Linked DNA regions of Homo sapiens: regions 2 and 3 are each linked to region 1. The links are chromatin loops, found by intact Hi-C in ENCODE. Cell type or tissue: heart left ventricle. All regions are shown on one strand. Links, peaks and the distances in the headings refer to the core of each region. The heading gives the core; the rest is flanking DNA.

Evidence for each region. Peaks named below come from ENCODE experiments on the same cell type or tissue, not always from the same donor. Only the 100,000 strongest peaks of a DNase experiment are listed, where the experiment ranks them.
Region 2: it touches region 1 in a loop (4-fold over the local background); 80 of 110 quality-filtered maps call a loop at or near these places.
Region 3: a loop joins it to region 1, with 23 times the contacts of the local background. A loop is called at or near these places in 81 of 110 quality-filtered maps.

What each region holds. Positions count from the first base shown.
Region 1 is chr5:96,750,241-96,756,806 of GRCh38, reverse strand. CAST (calpastatin) reads right to left here. Exons shown (of 32, transcript NM_001750.7): 20 at 6,125-6,220; 21 at 2,646-2,747; 22 at 2,066-2,149. Among named protein-coding and RNA genes, the nearest start is that of ERAP1, 54 kb to the left of the region's middle. In heart left ventricle, for the core only: a CTCF peak has its summit at 4,169 (motif pointing left); no DNase peak of the experiment used is centred there; H3K27ac peaks cover 800 bases.
Region 2 is chr5:97,152,253-97,157,745 of GRCh38, reverse strand. No RefSeq gene overlaps it. Among named protein-coding and RNA genes, the nearest start is that of LIX1, 12 kb to the right of the region's middle. In heart left ventricle, for the core only: no CTCF peak of the experiment used is centred there; no DNase peak of the experiment used is centred there.
Region 3 is chr5:97,158,640-97,164,132 of GRCh38, reverse strand. It overlaps RIOK2 (RIO kinase 2), which reads left to right. Exons shown (of 10, transcript NM_018343.3): 10 at 908-3,266. The coding sequence ends at 1,072. Among named protein-coding and RNA genes, the nearest start is that of LIX1, 19 kb to the right of the region's middle. In heart left ventricle, for the core only: CTCF peaks have their summits at 666 (motif pointing right), 1,769 and 1,971 (motif pointing right); no DNase peak of the experiment used is centred there.

The DNA of each region.
Region 1 (6,566 bases), core at 1,527-6,526:
AAAAGGAGATCTATATACTAATAGTAAATCCCATTTATCCACCTACACAAAAATAAGTAAATACAAAGATATACATATATATGAATATTTCACCTGAGAAACTGGTTAAGGTTGGTTTTTGTTTCATTGAAAATGTGAAGTGCAATGGTTTAGAGGTACAAGTTGAGTATCCCTAATCTGAAAATCTGAAAACAATTTAAATGCTCCAAAATTTGAAACTTTTTGAGTGCTGACCTGACAACTCAAAGGAAATGCTCACGGGGGCATTTTGGATTTTCAGACTAGGGCTGCTCAACAGATACGAGGCAAATATTCCAAAATCCAGAAAAGTCTGAAATCTGAAACAGTTCTGGTCCCCAGGCATGTCAGATGAGGGATATTCAACTTGGATCACCTGTTTCCCTCATGACTGACTTTTGCCTTCTGACCATTCTTCAGGTACAGGGGAAAGCTGAACCTGGGCTTGTTCTCCACCATCTCTTAGCTGTAAAGGCAGAAAATTTCCTAAGTGATGCCTGGGACTCTGGGAGCACTTTTGCTCCCTACTCAAACTGAAATCGATTTTCCATCACTGCGTCATTCTGCGTCTGGAAGGGGAGGTTGTGGCCTGCCCTCGGGGAGCCAAATCTCACTGAGGAGACCTGATGGGAACATAGCTGGTGAATACCAACATAGGATTTAAATGAGATGAAGCTAGTGCCTGAAAATGTTATTAATAGGTAACTAATAACGTGTGAGGTAAGTCAGAGGAGGATGAAATGACTACAGAATAAAGTGATCAGGGACTGTGAATCAACTGCTTCCTTAAACACTACTACTAAATTCAGTAAAGGGAGAGAGCAAATCACCAACCAATCACCTATCATGAAGAGAGTTTACCTGCACTTGACCAGCCTCTACTGAATGGGCACTCAGTGGAGACAGAACATGTGGCCCTTAGCATGCTCTCTAGGAACTTTGCAAAGCAATGTACAAATGAGCCCAAATTAATAGAAACGCTATGGCTGCAACTGAATTGTAAAACTCAGGAAGCAAATATAAAGGTTTCCAGAATAATAAACTTTCAATCACGGATAGTTCAGTCTAGTTCCCGTGTCTGCTAAATAAATGGGCTAGTGCACATGGATGAGTGAGAAGCATGAATTTGATTTTCTAGAATTGTTAATGAAGTTTAGTTGAATACTCTTTCAAATCCTGGCCTGCTACAAAGATGACTGACATTGTTCAACTGTCCACGAATCCGCCTCATTTAAGTGACTGCACTTAAACCACAGGACTCATAATGGGGTCTTCCCCCTTGTTGTGTACAATCTGTACTTTCAAAATAGAAGAAATGGGGCAACTTAACACTATACTCAATGTTAAATAGGTTCTCTTATTTTTCCAACTTATATCTGAAAGTTGCAAATTTTTCTTATATAAAGTAATTGTTCCTTATTTTATTTTTTTTCATTTTTTACTTCTTTTTGAGTTAGGGTCTCGCTCTGTCACCCTGGCTGGAGTGCAGTGGTACGATCATGGCTCACTGCAGCCTCTACCTCCTGGGCTCAAGTGATCCTCCCACTTCAGCCTCGCAAGTACCTGGGACTACAGGCACATGCCACCATGCCTAATTTTTTTGATTTTTTTGTAGAGACAGGGTCTCATTATGTTGCCCAGGCTAGTCTTGAACTCCTGGGCTCAAGAGATGCTCCTGCCTTGGCCTTCTAAACTTCTGGGATTATAGGCATGAGCCACCATGCCCGGCCTATTCCTCATTTTAGTTCTCCTATCTACACAAGGTTTTTTAATATTTCTGGTATTGTAACAAGCTGTGGGTTAGAAAGGAAAACATTAGGTAGCTTAGACATTAGATTTCTTTCACTTGAGGATCAAGTCTACTTAGGAATATTTTAGCTTTGTATCTGGTGTTCTAACACTATTAGTAGTAGACTAATACTATTTGGTGTTTGAAATATGAAGAAACAAGATCTTTATATTCCAGTTCTGTTCCCAAGTACCTTTGTTCTGTGTATGAATTCAGTATGAATTAAAATAAAATAGAAAAAGACTCCAGCCTGTTTACCTTGACCTCTTCTAATCTATAATCAGGAGGAATTGTTTCTTCTTTTTCACCAAGCTTTTCACGGTCTTCTTCTTTGGCCTTCTCCTGAGAAAAATTATACCATTTTCATTGTTAGCATGTTTTTTTCTCTCCATAAAATTCATGCCTGAGTGACTAGATTTGAGGTAAACAAATCTATCATTAGGTTAGGAAGTACATATGACCGTATGCTTAGTGCTCCTACAGCAACTTCATCTGGCAGACTCAGGCACCAGCAGAAAGCCTGCTGGGATGCAAGACAGCTGTGAGGAGCAGCAGGCAGCTGCCCCTTCCTTCCCAAGTCCCAGCAATGTCAATGCAGGTGGGCAAAGATGAGACTCAGAGGCCTCCGGTCTGTGCATGTCGACCATCCACTGTGGGGGTTCAACACTGCAGCTTATTCAGGTTTAGCTTATTAAACAGGATATGCACAATAATAGAAAAAGCCAGCTGGTCATGTTTTACAGGAAATATAAAAAACAAAACAAATGACTAACTTATTTGCAGGGGGAGAAGGTGATCAATGATATTTATTTTCCAGAAGCATCTCAGTTGCCATTACCTTGACTTTATCCATCACAGGTTTTCCATCTTCTGGATCTGCTTCCTTTTTCCCCAGGCTATCAGCCAAGGCTTCTACAGCATCATCTGGCACTGTGCCCTTCTGAAAGTGCATTAGTGGATATATTAAGTAGGTGGTTAATCACTCCCTTTAAAACATATGCTATCAATTCAGAAAGGCATATCATTATTTCAGATAAAAGGCACACGCTATCTTTTAATAACTCGAGTTATCAACTGAATTAGAATCTATGTTTAAAAAACAAAACGTTTAACATTCGAGCAAATTTCTTATATTAAACATTGTGTGCAAATTATATGTTGATAATGTGAAACTTACGAGACCTGACCCAGAGTTGGTTTAGAAATAAGAAAGACAATGGACTGAGGTGTATCACAGATAAGTTGCATACCAGGAAAAAAGAAAGACGTGGTCTTTATGGAGATCATTCCATAGACGGCACAGGAAAGATTTTCAGAGAGCCCACAAGAGGCCATTCCTCTCCATTTCCTGTGGGACAGCCTGGCTTGTCTCAGAAGAGGAGGCTCGGAAGCCTGTTTTCTCCACAGGGCTTCTACTGACCAAAGGAGTTTCAGGGCTGGTTCTGATGACTCTGCCTGTGACCAACTAACCTGAATGGCACAGTGAGAACTGTCTACCTGTGGTCCGATTGTTCAAAATGAAATGTACTCCCCCAAATGTAATGAACTCTGGCCATGCTGGTATTTAAAATCACACTGGTGAACACAGAGGACGAATGGTGTCAAGGGAAAATAAAGGGAATCGTCTGTACATTAGTAGGTCATAAGAATCAACTTAATGGTTCATGGCCAGGACTTTTCTTTTTTAATGAAGAGAACAGGACCAGGCACAGTGGCTCACACCTGTAATCCATCACAGCATTTTGGGAGGCCAAGGCAGGAAGATTGTTTGAGCTCAGGAGTTTGAGACCAGCCGGGGCAACACAGTGAGATCCCATCTTTACAAAAAGTTTTTAAAAATTAGCCAGGCATGATGGTGCATGCCTGTAGTCCCATCTCCTCAAGAGGCTGAGGTGGGAGGATTGCTTGACCTCAGGAGGTTGAGGTTGCAGTGAGCCGAGATCATGCCATTGCAGTCCAACCTGGATGACAGAACGAGACTCTGCCTCAAAAAAAAAAAAATGTAAGAGTGTGTGTGTGTGTGTGTGTGTGTGTGTGTATAAAATGCATCATACATAGAAGGGATAAATACTATTCTTTAAACTGTTGCTTCCAGTGTATGGGGATGGGGTTGCAATATCAATGAATTTCCCACTGTTGGTCTTGGTCAAACAAAAATGTAAAAGGCCTTGGGTCAAACAATCTCAGAGTTTAATCTTATTATTAAAATCTCTGACCTCACAATGAGCACCTATTAAAATTTTAGAGTAAAACTGTATTTCTGTTTTATATTTTAGCCATGATTTCAAGTAAGAAAAGCTGTTTTTCTGATAAACTGCACTGCAAAAGGAAAGATCACCAAAGAAAAGTGATTTAGCACCACCTAGTGGCTGAATACTGCATGGGTTTTATTCCCAAGAGCTACCAAAAAAAAAAAAAAAAAAAAAAAAAAAAAAAATCCCTGAGGTTATCCCTGAGGTTTCTAACCTGTTTGGGATTATACCTAAATTAAGTATTAAGTATTAAGAGTTGCAACACTCTAATCAAGGATATCAAGAGTTGCACTGGTACCCAAGTCTTATGCAAGCAATGTGAGTTGCTACATGATTTAAGACACCTGCTCACACTACAATTCTGTTTTCTCATACTCTATGCTACAGAATCTTTGGAAACCACTGCTTCCCCAAACCTGTGCCCTTTGCCAACCTCTTGCTTAAGAAATTACTGAAACAGTTAAAGAAAACCTAGGAGAAGAAGCAGACTTAAGAACAAAGGAATCTGGAAACAGGAGTAAGGACTAAAACTTCTATTTCTGTAGTATTTGATATTATCAAATTCACAACTACAACTCAGGTCTCTGGGTTTCCTTAATAAATTTTCTTTTATACACACAAGAACCACCTAGGGAACGCATTCATCTCCTTCCTCTGGTCTGTCTTCCTTTACTCTCTAATCTTCATGCCTTTCTTGAGTCCTCTGACCTTTATTACACTCTACAGCTATTCTTTCTGGCGTTCGAGGGTGTCACAATCCCAGAAATGCCAACTGCCTCAGTGACAGTAACCTGGGCAACCATGGCCAGAGTTGGTGGGGTTAAGGCCCTGGAAAGGAGGACGGGGAAAGGGAAAACAAGAGCTTTTTGTTTTGTTCTGGTTTGTCTGCTTTCTAACAATCCAATGCTCAGCTCTACAGTCAGGGTAAAGTTGAAAAGGAATTGAGCCCTCTAAAGCCCGGGCAGTCACACTTGGCAGATGAGGCAGGTGGTGCAGGTGCAGGTTTTGGTTACAAGAGTTCTACTGGGGAATGCTGGCTATTGTTGTTTTGACTCCAATCACAGCCTCTTTGCCTGCTTTCTTCACCAGAGTCCTCCTAGAGTCCCTCCTCCTCTCCGGTTCTTTACCACTGTGGCCTAGCACACATGCTGTAAAAAGTACCTGAAGAGTACCCTGAAACCCCAAAAAACTGGGGAGGGCTCATATCCACACTAGTCTTGAAGACAGCTGAGAGCAGGGGCCATATCTTTCATCTCAACTGAGGCTCTGAAATATCAAGTGGATCAAGGTCAACTCAAAGCCTCATTTCCCTTATCTATTACAGGAAGATGATCAGGACAGACTTCATAGTGTCCTTGTGAAAATTTAATGAGAAGACATTGCAAAACATCTAGAGCAATGGCACAGCAGATGATGAAAGGTAGGTGTTCAGAGGGAAGATGTGCTAATTCTGTAGTAATGAAATACAATTGAAATATAATTCCATCAGATGTTATTCCCTGAGTCAAATTCAATCATTAACTAATGGAAAAAAAACACTAAAATCAAAAGGAAACAAAGATTCACCTTCTTAAATATCATACTTCATGTGAAAATTAGAAAGTGAGAGAGAAGCACGAAAAGAAGAAGGAAAGAGAAAGAAATTGAGTCAGTTTCACCTCCTGCAGTGGGAAGAGTGGGGAGGAATCATAATGATTTTACTGCATGTTATTCTACCAGGAAAGTCAGTAAAAAAGTAACTTTGGGCTTTCGGTGGAAATCCATATAGGCTTAAAAGATGCAGAGAAGTGAAAAGGCAGGATTATCCACAATAGCTGAGGAACTAGAATTTCAGAAGAGTAGAGAAAAATACAGTTGGGAGTAATTTAATTAAAAATTTAAATCTTAGTCTGAATTTCTACGACACCCCTGAAGCCCAAAGAAACAACAGATACTATAATGATATCAGATTTTATTTTTAATTTGTCAGGATAAGATAAAATGATGGTAATACACAGCAGAGAGTGACAGGAGGAGGCAGAAAACTTTCTCAAGCCACTGCTCAAATGCCCAGGGAGTCACTCACCAAGGTAGCCGGCTCAGGGGGTGCTGACTGTATACTACACATGGAGGTCCGACACACAGCCTCCGACACAGGAGCTGGAGCAGCGGCCTTAGATTCCTGAGGAAAGACACAAGTACTCTCAATAAGTTTAGAAATATTTGGTTAATAAGACTGAGTAATGGTAGACCAACAAGACACTCCGCTACATTATATGGTGTGAACATGATTCTCTTGAATACCTAAGGATTGCTAAATAGTAAATAAGTCAAAGCATGCTAAAACTCTTCAGCTGCCATTTTTTTCAACTTGGTTTTACTTCTCACCTTAGGCAGGTTACTGAAACTCGTGAAACTGAGTTTCCACATGTGTAAAATGAGAACAATGACAGTATCCACATCTGAAGGGTTGGTAAGAGGCCTATATAAGACAATGCAGGCAAAGTGCTATGCATAGTACCTGGGAA
Region 2 (5,493 bases), core at 1-5,000, 400 kb before region 1:
TTATTGGCCTTAAAGAGGAAATAGAGAGGGAGATGGGGTAGAAAGTTTATTCAAAGGGATAATAACAGAGAACTTTCCATACCTAAAGAAAGATGTCAATATTCAAGTACAAGAAAATTATAGAACACCAAGCAGATTTAACCCAAATAAGATTACCTCACGACATTTAATAATCAGACTCTCAAAGGTCAAGGATAAAGAGAATCCTAAAAGCAGCAAGAGAAACAAATAATTTAAAATGCAGCCCTAATACATCTGGCAGCAGACTTCTCTGTGGATACCTTACAGGCCAGGAGAGAGTGGCATAACATATTTAAAGCGCTGAAGAAAAAAAAAAAACTTTTATCCTAGAATACTATATCCAGCAAAAATATCATTCAAATATGAAGGACAAATAAAGACTTTCCCAGACAAACAAAAGCTGAGGGATTTCATAAACATCAGACCTGTTCTACAAGAAATGCTAACAGGAGTTCTATCTGAGAGAAAAGAGCATTAATGAGCAATAAGAAATCTGAAGGTACAAAACTTACTGGTAATAGTAAGTACACAGGCAAACAAAATATTATAACACAGTAATTGTGCTGCCCATATCTTGCAGAGAAAGAATAAGAGCTGAACCAATAAAAAATAATAACTACAACCAGTTTTCAAGACATACACAGTACAATAAGATATAAATAGAAAGAATAAAAAGTTTAAAAGTAGGGGGACAAAGTTAAAGTGTAGAGTTTTTATCAGTTTGTCTTTTTTGCTTGTTTGTTGGTTTATGCAGTTAGTGTTGTCATTGGTTTAAAATAATGGGTTATAAGATATTATTTGCAAGCCTCATGGTAACATCAAATAAAAAAAGGTACAACAGATACACAAAAAATAAAAAGCAAGAAATTGATACATACTGCCAGAGAAAATCACCTTCACTGAAAGGAAGATGAAAAGGAAGAAAAGAGGAGAGGACCACAAAACAACCAGAAAACAAATAACAAAATGGCAGGTTAAGTCCTTAGTTATCAATAATAACATTGAATGTAAATGGATTTCACTCTCCAATCAAAAGACATAGAATGGTTGAGTGGATTTAAAAAAAAAAAAAAAAAACAAATGATCTGTTGCCTACCAGAAACACACTTCATCTACAAAGATACAGATAGACTGAAAATATAGGGATGGAAAAAGATATCCCATGCAAATGGAAACCAAAAAAGAGCAAGAGTAGCTATATTTCAGACGAAATAGATTTTAATATAAAAACTATAAAAGGCAGTCACGGGTCACAATATGATAAAAGAGTCAATTCAGCAAGAGGATGTAACAATTTTAAGTGTATATACACCCAACACTGAAGTACCCAGATATATAAAGCAAATGTTATTAGAGCTGAAGATAGATAGAACCCAATACAATACTATCTGTAGACTTCAACACTCCACTTTCAGCATTGGACAGATTTTCCAGATAGAAAATCAACAAAGAAGTATCAGACTTACTTTGCACTATAGACCAATTTCATCCAACAGCTGCGGAATGAATACACATTATTTTCCTCAGCACATGAGTCATTCTCAAGGATAAATCATGTGTTAGGCCACCAAACAAGTCTTTAAAACATTCAAAAAATGAAATTATATCATGTATCTTCTCTGATCATAATGGAATAAAATCAGAAATCAATAACGAGGAATTTTGAAAACTATACAAACACATAGAAATTAAACAATATGTTCCTGAATAACCAGTGGGTCAATGAAGAAGTTAAGAAGGAAATATTAAAATGTCTTAAAACAAATGATAACAGAAACACAACATACCAAAACCTATGCAATACAGCAAAAGAAGTACTAAGAGAAAATTTTATAGCTATAGGCACCTATATGAAAAAGTAGAAAAAACTTTAAACAACCTAACAATGCATCTTAAAGAACTAGAAAAGCAAAAGCAATGCAAACCCAAATTAGTAGAAGAAAAGAAATAATAAAGATCAGAGCAGAAATAAATGAAATTGAAATGAAGAAAACGATACAAAAGATCAATGGAACAAAAAGTTGATTTTTTGAAAAGATAAAAGTGACACAGCTTTAGTCTGAATTTTAAGAAAAAAGAGAGAAGAGCAAAGTAAGTAAAATCAGAAATGAAAAGGGAGACATTACAATTGACACCACAGAAAGTCAAAGGATCATTAGAGACCACTATGAACAACAGTATGCAAATAAATTGAAAAATCTAGGAGAAATGGACACATTCCTAGACACAACCTCCCAGGATTGAACTATGAAGAAATCCAAATCCTGAATTAACCAATAACAAGTAACATGATTGAAGCCATAATAAAAAGTCTCCCAGCAAAGAAAAGCTGAGGAACCCATGGCTTCACTGCTGAATGTTACCAAACATTTAAAGAAGTACTAACACAAATCCTACACAAATTATTCTGAAAAATGTAGAAGGAAATACTTCCAAACTCATTCTGCAAGGCCAGCATTACCCTGATACCAAAACCAGAAAAAAACACATCAAAAAAAGAAAACTAGAGGCCAATAGCCCTGATGAACATTGATACAAAAATCCTCAAGGAAATACTAACAAATCAAATTCAACAACACGTTAAAAAGATAATTTATAATGACCAAGTGGGATTTACCCCACGGATGCAATGATGTTTAAACATACACAAACCAATCGTGATACATCATATCAACAGAATGAAGGACAAAAACCATGTGATCATTTCAATTGATGCTGAAAAAATAAAGTGGATGAAATTCAATATCCCTTCATGATAAAAAAAAAACTCTCAAAAAACTGGATACAGAAGGAACATACCTCAACATAATGAAAGCCATATATGACAGACCCACAACTAGTATCATCCTGAATGAGGAAAAACTGAAAGACTTTCCTCTAAGATTCGGAAGACAACAAAGATGTCCACTTTCACCACTGTTATTCAACATGGTTCTGGAAGTCCTAGCTTGAGCAATCAGAAAAAAGAAGGAAATAAATGGCATCCAAATTTGAAAGGAAAAAGTCAAATTATCCTTGTTTACAGACAATAAGATCTTATATTTGGAAAAACCTAAAGACTCCACCAAAAAACAAACTCTTAGAACTGATTTTAAAAATTCAGTAGTCGCAGGATACAAAGTCAACATACAAAATGTAGTAGCATTTCTATATGCCAACATCAAACAATCTGAAAAATAAATCAAGGAAGTAATCTCATTTACAATAGCTATAAATAAGTTAAAATACCTAGGAATTAACTTAGCCAAAGAAGTGAAAGAACTCTATAATGAAAACTATAAAATATTGATGAAAGAAATTGAAGAGGACACCAAACAACTGGAAAGAGAGCCCATGTTCATGGACTAGAAAAATCAATATTGTTAAAATGTCCATACTACCCAAAGCAAGCTAGGGATTCAATGTAATCCTTATCAAAATACCAATGACATTGTTCACAGAAATAGAAAAAACAATTCTAAAATGTATATAGAAACAAAAATGCCCAGAATAGCCAAAGCTATCCTGAGCAAAAAGAACAAAACTAGAGTAATCACATTATCTGACTTCATATTGCTGAAAAAATTAAGTGGATAAAATTCAATATCCCTTCATGATTAAAAAAAAAACTCTCAAAAAACTGCATACAGAAGGAACATACCTCAACATAATAAAAACCATATATGACAGACCCACCAACTAGTAGAGCTACAGTAACCAAAACAGCATGGTACTGGCATAAAAACAGACATATACACCAATGGAACAGACTAGAGAACCCAGAAACAAATCTGTACATCTATAGTGAACTCATTTTCAACAAAGGTGCAAAGAGTATACATTGGGGAAAGAACAGTGTCTTCAATAACGCTGGGAAAACTGGATCTCCATATGCAGAAGAAAAAAACTAGACCCCTGCCTCTTACCATGTACAAAAATCAAATCAAAATGAATTAAAGACTTAAGTCGAGGACCTCAAACTATGAAATTACTACAAGAAAACATTGGGAAAACTCTTTAGGTCATTGAAATAGGCAAAGATTTCTTGAGTAATACCCCAGAAGCACAGGCAACCAAAGTAAAAATAGACAGATGAGATCACATCAAATTTAAAAGCCTCTGCACAGCAAAGGAAACGATCAACAAAACGAAGAGACAACCCACAGAATTGTAGAAAATATTTGAAAACTATCCAACTGACAAGGGATTAATAACCAGAATAAATAAGGTGCTCCAATAACTCAATAGGAAAAAAAATTTAGTAATCTGATTTAAAAATGGGCAAAAGATCTGAATAGACATTACTCAAAAGAAGACATACAAATGACAAACAGTTGTATGAAAAGGTGCTCAACATCATGGATTATCAGAGAAATGTAAATCAAAACTACAATGAGATATCTTCTCACTCCAGTTAAAATGGCCTTTATCCAAAAGACAGGCAAGAACAAACACTGGGCTGGGCACAGTGGCTCATGCCTATAATCCCAGCACTTTGAGAAGCCGAGGCAGAAAGATTTCTCAAGCCCAGGCATTCAAGACCAGCCTAGGCAACATGGCAAAACCTTGTCTACAAAAAAAAAAAAAAAAAATTAGCCAGGCATGGTGGTGCATGCCTGTGGTCCTAGCTACTGGGGAGACTGAGGTGGGAGGGTCACCTGAACCTGGGAGTTCCAGGCTGCAGTGAGCTGTGATCATGTCACTGCACTCCAGCCTCTCCAACCTGGGTGATAGAGTGATAGAGTGAGACCCTGTCTCAAATTAAAAAAAAAAAAATGCTGGCAAGGATATGGAGAAAATGGAACCCTCATACAATGTTGGTGGGAATGTAAACTAATACAACCACTATTGGAGAACAGTTTGGAGGTTCCTCAAAATCTAAAAATAGAGTTACCATATTATCCAGCAATCCCACTGCTAAGGATATACCCAAAAGAAATAAATTCGTATATTGAAAAGATATTCGCACTCCCATGTTTGTTGCAGCACTGTTCATAATAGCTAAGATTTTGAAGCAACCTAAGTGTCCATCAACAGATGAAGGGATAAAGAAAATGTGGTACATATACACAATGGAGTGCTATTCAGCCATAAAAAAGAATGAGATCCTGTCATTTGCAAAAACATGGATGGAAGTGGGGGTCATTATGTTGAGTGAAATAAGCCAGGTACAGAAAGACAAACTTCACATGTTCTCACCCATTTGTAGGAGCTAAAAATTAAAACAATTGAACTCAAGGAGGTAAGAGAAGAACAATGGTTACTAGAGGCTGAGAGGTAGGGTTGGGAGAAAAATGGGGATGGTTAATGGGTACCAAAGAATACTTAGAATGATTTAGACCTAGTGTTTGATAGCACAACAGGTTGACGACAGTCAATAATAATTTATTATACATTTAAAAATAACTAAACAACTATAATTGGATCATTTGTAGCACAAAGAAAGGGTAAATGCTTGAGCTGATGAATTCCTCATTTACCCTGATGTGATTC
Region 3 (5,493 bases), core at 1-5,000, 410 kb before region 1:
ATCGCTTGAGCCCAAGAGTTTCAGGCCAGCCTGGGCAACATAGCAAGACCCCTGTCTACAAAAAATTTAAAAGTTAGCCAGGTGTAGTGGTATACACCTGTATTCCCAGCTACTCAGGAGACTGAGGCAGAAAGATCACTCAAGCCCAGGAGGTTGCAGCCACCGTGAACTGTGTTCCTGCCACTGCACTCCAACCTGGGCAACACAGCAAGACCCTGTCTCAAAAAAAAAAAGAAGACCCTTGTTCCTGGCTTTGCAGAGTTTTGCAGCTATCTTCTTTTTTAGGAGAAAAGTTGAATGATACAAGGTTATATACAGTTATTAAATAACAGACTGTAGTGCTTCAGAGAAAGAAAAGGTCATTGTGAACTGAGTATTTCACATTTCTTATTCATCTTGTAAGTCATGTGACTTGCACAGTGTATCTTAACTGATAAGTAACTTGAATTTATGATCAAAAGACATATGAAGACTTTTCCATGGGTGATTGCTACCATCAGGTCAATTCTACAGCTGAAACTGTGAAGGCATTCTTGGATATATTCAGCAATACTGAATGCTTTCAAAAATAATTTTCTATACAAAATCTACTCTAAAAGCCTACTTTTAACCTAAAAAGCAGAGGAACAAGCAGTTTCATCTTGTTTTTTCCATCAGTTTTCATGATGGACACTAGGTGGCACTATGGTAATTTTTTAAAAATTCTGCCTATACACTATATTTTTTGCTATATAATCTGTATTTCTGTTTGGAATTTAATTTCTCCTATATAACAGTTTCTATATAGTACTGTCAGTGTTTGGAATCTTAAAATTCATGGTGTCAATATATAAATAGAACAGATATTAGCAGTGTACTTTTTGAAATGGTTCATTATCAGTAATACTAATTTATGAAATCTTTCCAGGAACTGGTGAAACAGAAGGTGAAACGTCAGTTGACAAAACAGCAAAAATCAGCTGTCAGACGTCGATTGCAGAAAGGAGAAGCAAATATATTTACCAAGCAACGTAGGGAAAACATGCAAAATATCAAATCAAGTTTGGAAGCAGCCAGCTTTTGGGGAGAATAATATATTTAGGATCTTGGATATGTTTAATATATTTTTTAAAGTTACTGTAATTCCTTTTTGAGCCCTCATTTGTCTTTTTTGAGCCAAGGCTATCATATATTAATAAATAAACCCTCTTTCATCTATAAATTTGGTCATTCAGTATGTGTCTTGCAAAGAATAATTACCTGCCAAAGCAGTCCATTTTTTTCAAAGTAATTTGGGTAACTACAGTTACGTAACTTTATTAGAGACATTTGCATATTTTTAAAAATCTAAATAACATTTTTGTTGTTTTCTGTTTGTTGAGGATGATATGCTACAATGCACATAAAGCAATTAGAACAATGTTTAGCACATTCTTAAGCATTCAATAAAACATGGCTATTAGAATCATAATGATTCTGAAATTCTGCTGACAATTTGGTTGCATTTTATTTGGCAACTGGAGGACTTCACTGTCTTATTTTTCTTTAGAAGTAAAGATAAGCCTTTGGAAGTAAAGATAAGCCAGTGATGCACAATTTGCTTAATTAATTGATTAATAATCTGTTTTGTGCCACTTACATTGGTAATGTGGTCATGAGAATGGAAACTTACTTGAGATAGTCTACCACAATTTTTACAGTTGGCAGCTTGTAAGCAGGCCTGAGTAGCAGAAGAGTTAGGGGTTGGGGAAGGTGGAGTAGAATGAGGAATGAAATGTTCTTTCTCATATGCTTATTATATAAGTGGGTCCGGAACATGTTCTCACCTCAAGGTTAACAAATACCTAATGCAGGAAAGAAAATACATAGCCATGGTCCCTTCCTCAAGGACTTTATAATTCAGTGAGATGTAAAGATGAGTGCTTAAGTGTATGCACCTGATTATTGTCTCTTCATTGCCGCATAAGTCGGAAAAGGGGATCACTTGCAGCGAAAAATGGCCACTAGATGGCAATATCACCCCATAGTCACCAAACAGGATTACTTGCATCCCTAATTATGTTCTACCAGAGGGAATATAGTACAGACTTTTCCAAGATTGATAAAGACAGCAGATTCCCTTTCACCTTTGCCAAATTAACTCTACTAGCTATTTGCAAGACCTGTAATTATCTAATAAATTGGCTTAAATATATAGAAGCTAGAAAATGCCAATTCCTCTTCCCTCAAAAGTTACCTGACATTCAAATATTTAAATACCCTTGCTTTGCATTTTAGATATATCTTTGAATTCAGGTATTCATTTTGTATAATCTCTCAACTTTTAAGCATTTTTATAATGTAAAGTTGAAAACAGCTTAATAGAACCACAGAATGTTTATTTTGGAGTCATTTTCTTATATTCAGAGCTATGAAAGCAAATTGGGAATAAAGCCTTATCCTGCTCAGCTTTACCTAGTTGACTCAGTTGACTTTTGAGTATCTACTACATAAAAAGCCCATTACTATTAAGAAACTCAAGACAAACATGATTTTTACCTTTAATAGCCTAAGATTTCTTGTGGGCCAAGGAATTAATTATTCCAATCAGAAATGGAGGCCTTACCTCATTTGGGCAAAGATTAGTGCTAGTTATTGAAGATTTACTAATAAATGATCTGTTAAGGAATTTAGTTTTTTTTGGATATGTTGTTTTGGTTGTTGAAAACTAAGGTATAATTATAATAGTTATTTTTTGAAGATATGTTTGGCTAGCCATCAATTAGAAGTTAGAGAGTTTGTCCTAACAGATAAGCTATAACCCTCACATTTTAAAACATGCATAGTGAACAATGAACAAAAACAAATTCAAAATTTTACTAATGTAAAGCTGTATATTGTGATTGTTAAAACACTTTTTTTTGCCTAGGAGTTCCAGATTTAAATCCTGGTTCTACACTTCCCAAACCTCAGGTACCTTCTGTGGCCTCTCTAACCTCAATTTTTTTACTTGTAAAATGGGGACATTTAATAGTATACCTCAGTGTCGTGAAGACTAAATGAAGTACCACTTGTAAAGAGTTTATTACAGTGCCTGACATATACTGTATGGTTAGTACTGCTAAAATGACTTCTTAAGGTTACCAAAAGGAAAATTCCACAAGCTGACCACCTTTCCTATTGTGATGGTCACTGGTATTTCAGCTATGATCCTTTGTTGTGTATTTATCCAGACTGAAAGATGTTTTTCTAGTAACCATCTTGCATCGTCTTAGTCTCCCCATTAAATAAACTTTTCCTACAAACTATGCGGTTTATATTTGTGCTAACTTTGTGGTATTGATAGCCATTGGTCTGTTCTTTGGCACATAGCTGGCTATCTTTGAGGTTTCTCCAAAACCATAGATGTTTAATGGATACTAATCAGAGTTAGTGCAGCTCGAGATAATCATTCTTTTAGCCAACTGCTTAGTAAATTTTCTGACAAAATACATAGCTGTCTAATTAAAAAACTCTGCCTGATGCTGCCTTCCAGGTTGCTACTTACAAAGGATAGAGGGATGAGTTATGTTAGGTTCTCAGAGCACTTTCTGAAGTGTAGGTTTATTTCACTGTCACAGATTCAGCACTCTGGGTGGGCTACAGTTCGCCATGCCCAGTCTTCTTTATCCCTCCTTAGAACATCTCCCTAGAGAGCATCAGGCCATATCTTAATTCGCCCTTGCTTTAGTTTATGAAGTACTGGAGCCATCTTATGCACCTGTGTAAGGAGGCTGGAGATTAAAGTTCAGAAAAGCCATGGGTTACACAGTTGTGTAATAACCAGGAGTATGGGGATAACTCCAAAGCTACAATACTTTTATAGAGAACTGTGTCATTCACAAAACCTATGTTGTTAGATTTTAAAGACTGCAAGTTTTTCTTTTACCTTAATATTGTAAATAATGACATTAAAAATATTAACATTTTGCAGTAGAGGCCGAACAAGATGACCAAATAGAAACCTCCACCAATCATTCTCCCCACAAAAACACCAAATTGAACAACAATCCGTATAAAAAAGCACTTTCATAAGAACCAAAAATCAGATGAGAGATCACAGTACCTAGTTTTAACTTACCACTGAAAGAGGCACTGAAGAGGGTAGGAAAAACAGTCTTGAATTGCTGATGCCACCACTCCCCCATCCCTTGGCAGCGGCCACATGGTGTGGCAAGAGAATGTGCACTTGGGGGATGAAGAGTGCAGTGACTGTGGGACTTTGCATTAAAACTCAGTGCTGCCCTGTCACAGCAGAAAGCAACACCAGACAGAACTCAGTGCCCATGGAGGGAGCATTTAGACCAGCCCCAGCCAGAGGGGAATTGCCTGTCTCAGTGGTCAACACCTGAATTTTGGCAAGACTTGCCACCACAGGCCGAAGTGCTCTGGGTCCTAAATAAGCTTGAAAGGCAGTCTAGGCCACAAGGACTGCAATTTCTGGACAACAAGTTGGGCTGGGCGTGGAATCAGTGGACTTGGAAGACACATGACTTAGTGAGAAACCAACCAGGCTGGCCAAAGGAGTACTTCAGCCACCTCACCCAGTTCCACACAGCACAGCTTGCAGCTCCAGGACAGACTACTTCCTTTTGAGGAGAGGAGAGGAAAGTAGAGAGGCCTTTGTCTGGCAGCTTGGATACCAGCTCAACCATAGTGCACAGGGCAACAGGCAGAGTCTTGAGGCCCCCACTTCAGGCCCTACCTCCTGGACAACATTTCTAGACACACCCTGAGCCAGAAGGGAACCCACTGCCTTAAAAGGAAGGACCCAGTCCAGGCAGGATTCATCACCTGCTGACTAAAGAGCTTTTGGGCCCTGAGTAGTGAGCAGTGATAGCCAGGCAGTACTCACCATAGGCCTTGGGTGCAACTCAGAGATGTGCTGGCTTCAGGTGTGACCCTGCATATTCCCAGCTGTGGTGCCTACAGACAGAGACTCTTGCTTGAAAAAAAAAAAAAAAAAAAAAGGAGAGGGAAGAATAAAGGGGACTTTGCCTTGCACTGTAAGTACCAGCTTGGCCACAGTGGAGTAGAGGACCAAGCGGGCTTTTGAGGTCCCTGATTCCAGGCCTTGGCTCTTGGACAGCATTTATGGACCTTTTCTGGGCCAGAGGGGATCCCACTGCCCTGAAGGAAGAGTCCCAGGACTGCCAGCACTCAACACAAGCTGACTGAAGAACACTTGGGCCTTGAGTGAACACTGGTAGTAGCCAGGTGGTACTCACCATGGGCCTCGGGTGGTGGTGACCATGGAGAGAGACTCCTTTGCTTGTGGAAAAGGGAGGGAAGAGTTGGAAGAGCTTTGTCTGTGGCTTGGGTGCCAGCTCAGCCACAGTAGAATAGAGCACCAGGTAGATTACTAAGGTTTCCAACTCCAGGCCCTGGTTCCCAGATGGTATCTGTGGGCCTGCCTGGGGCCAAAAGGAATTCTGCTACCCTGAATGGAAGGCAACTGATTGTAGGGTCCTAGGGCCTTGAGTGAACGTAGGCAGT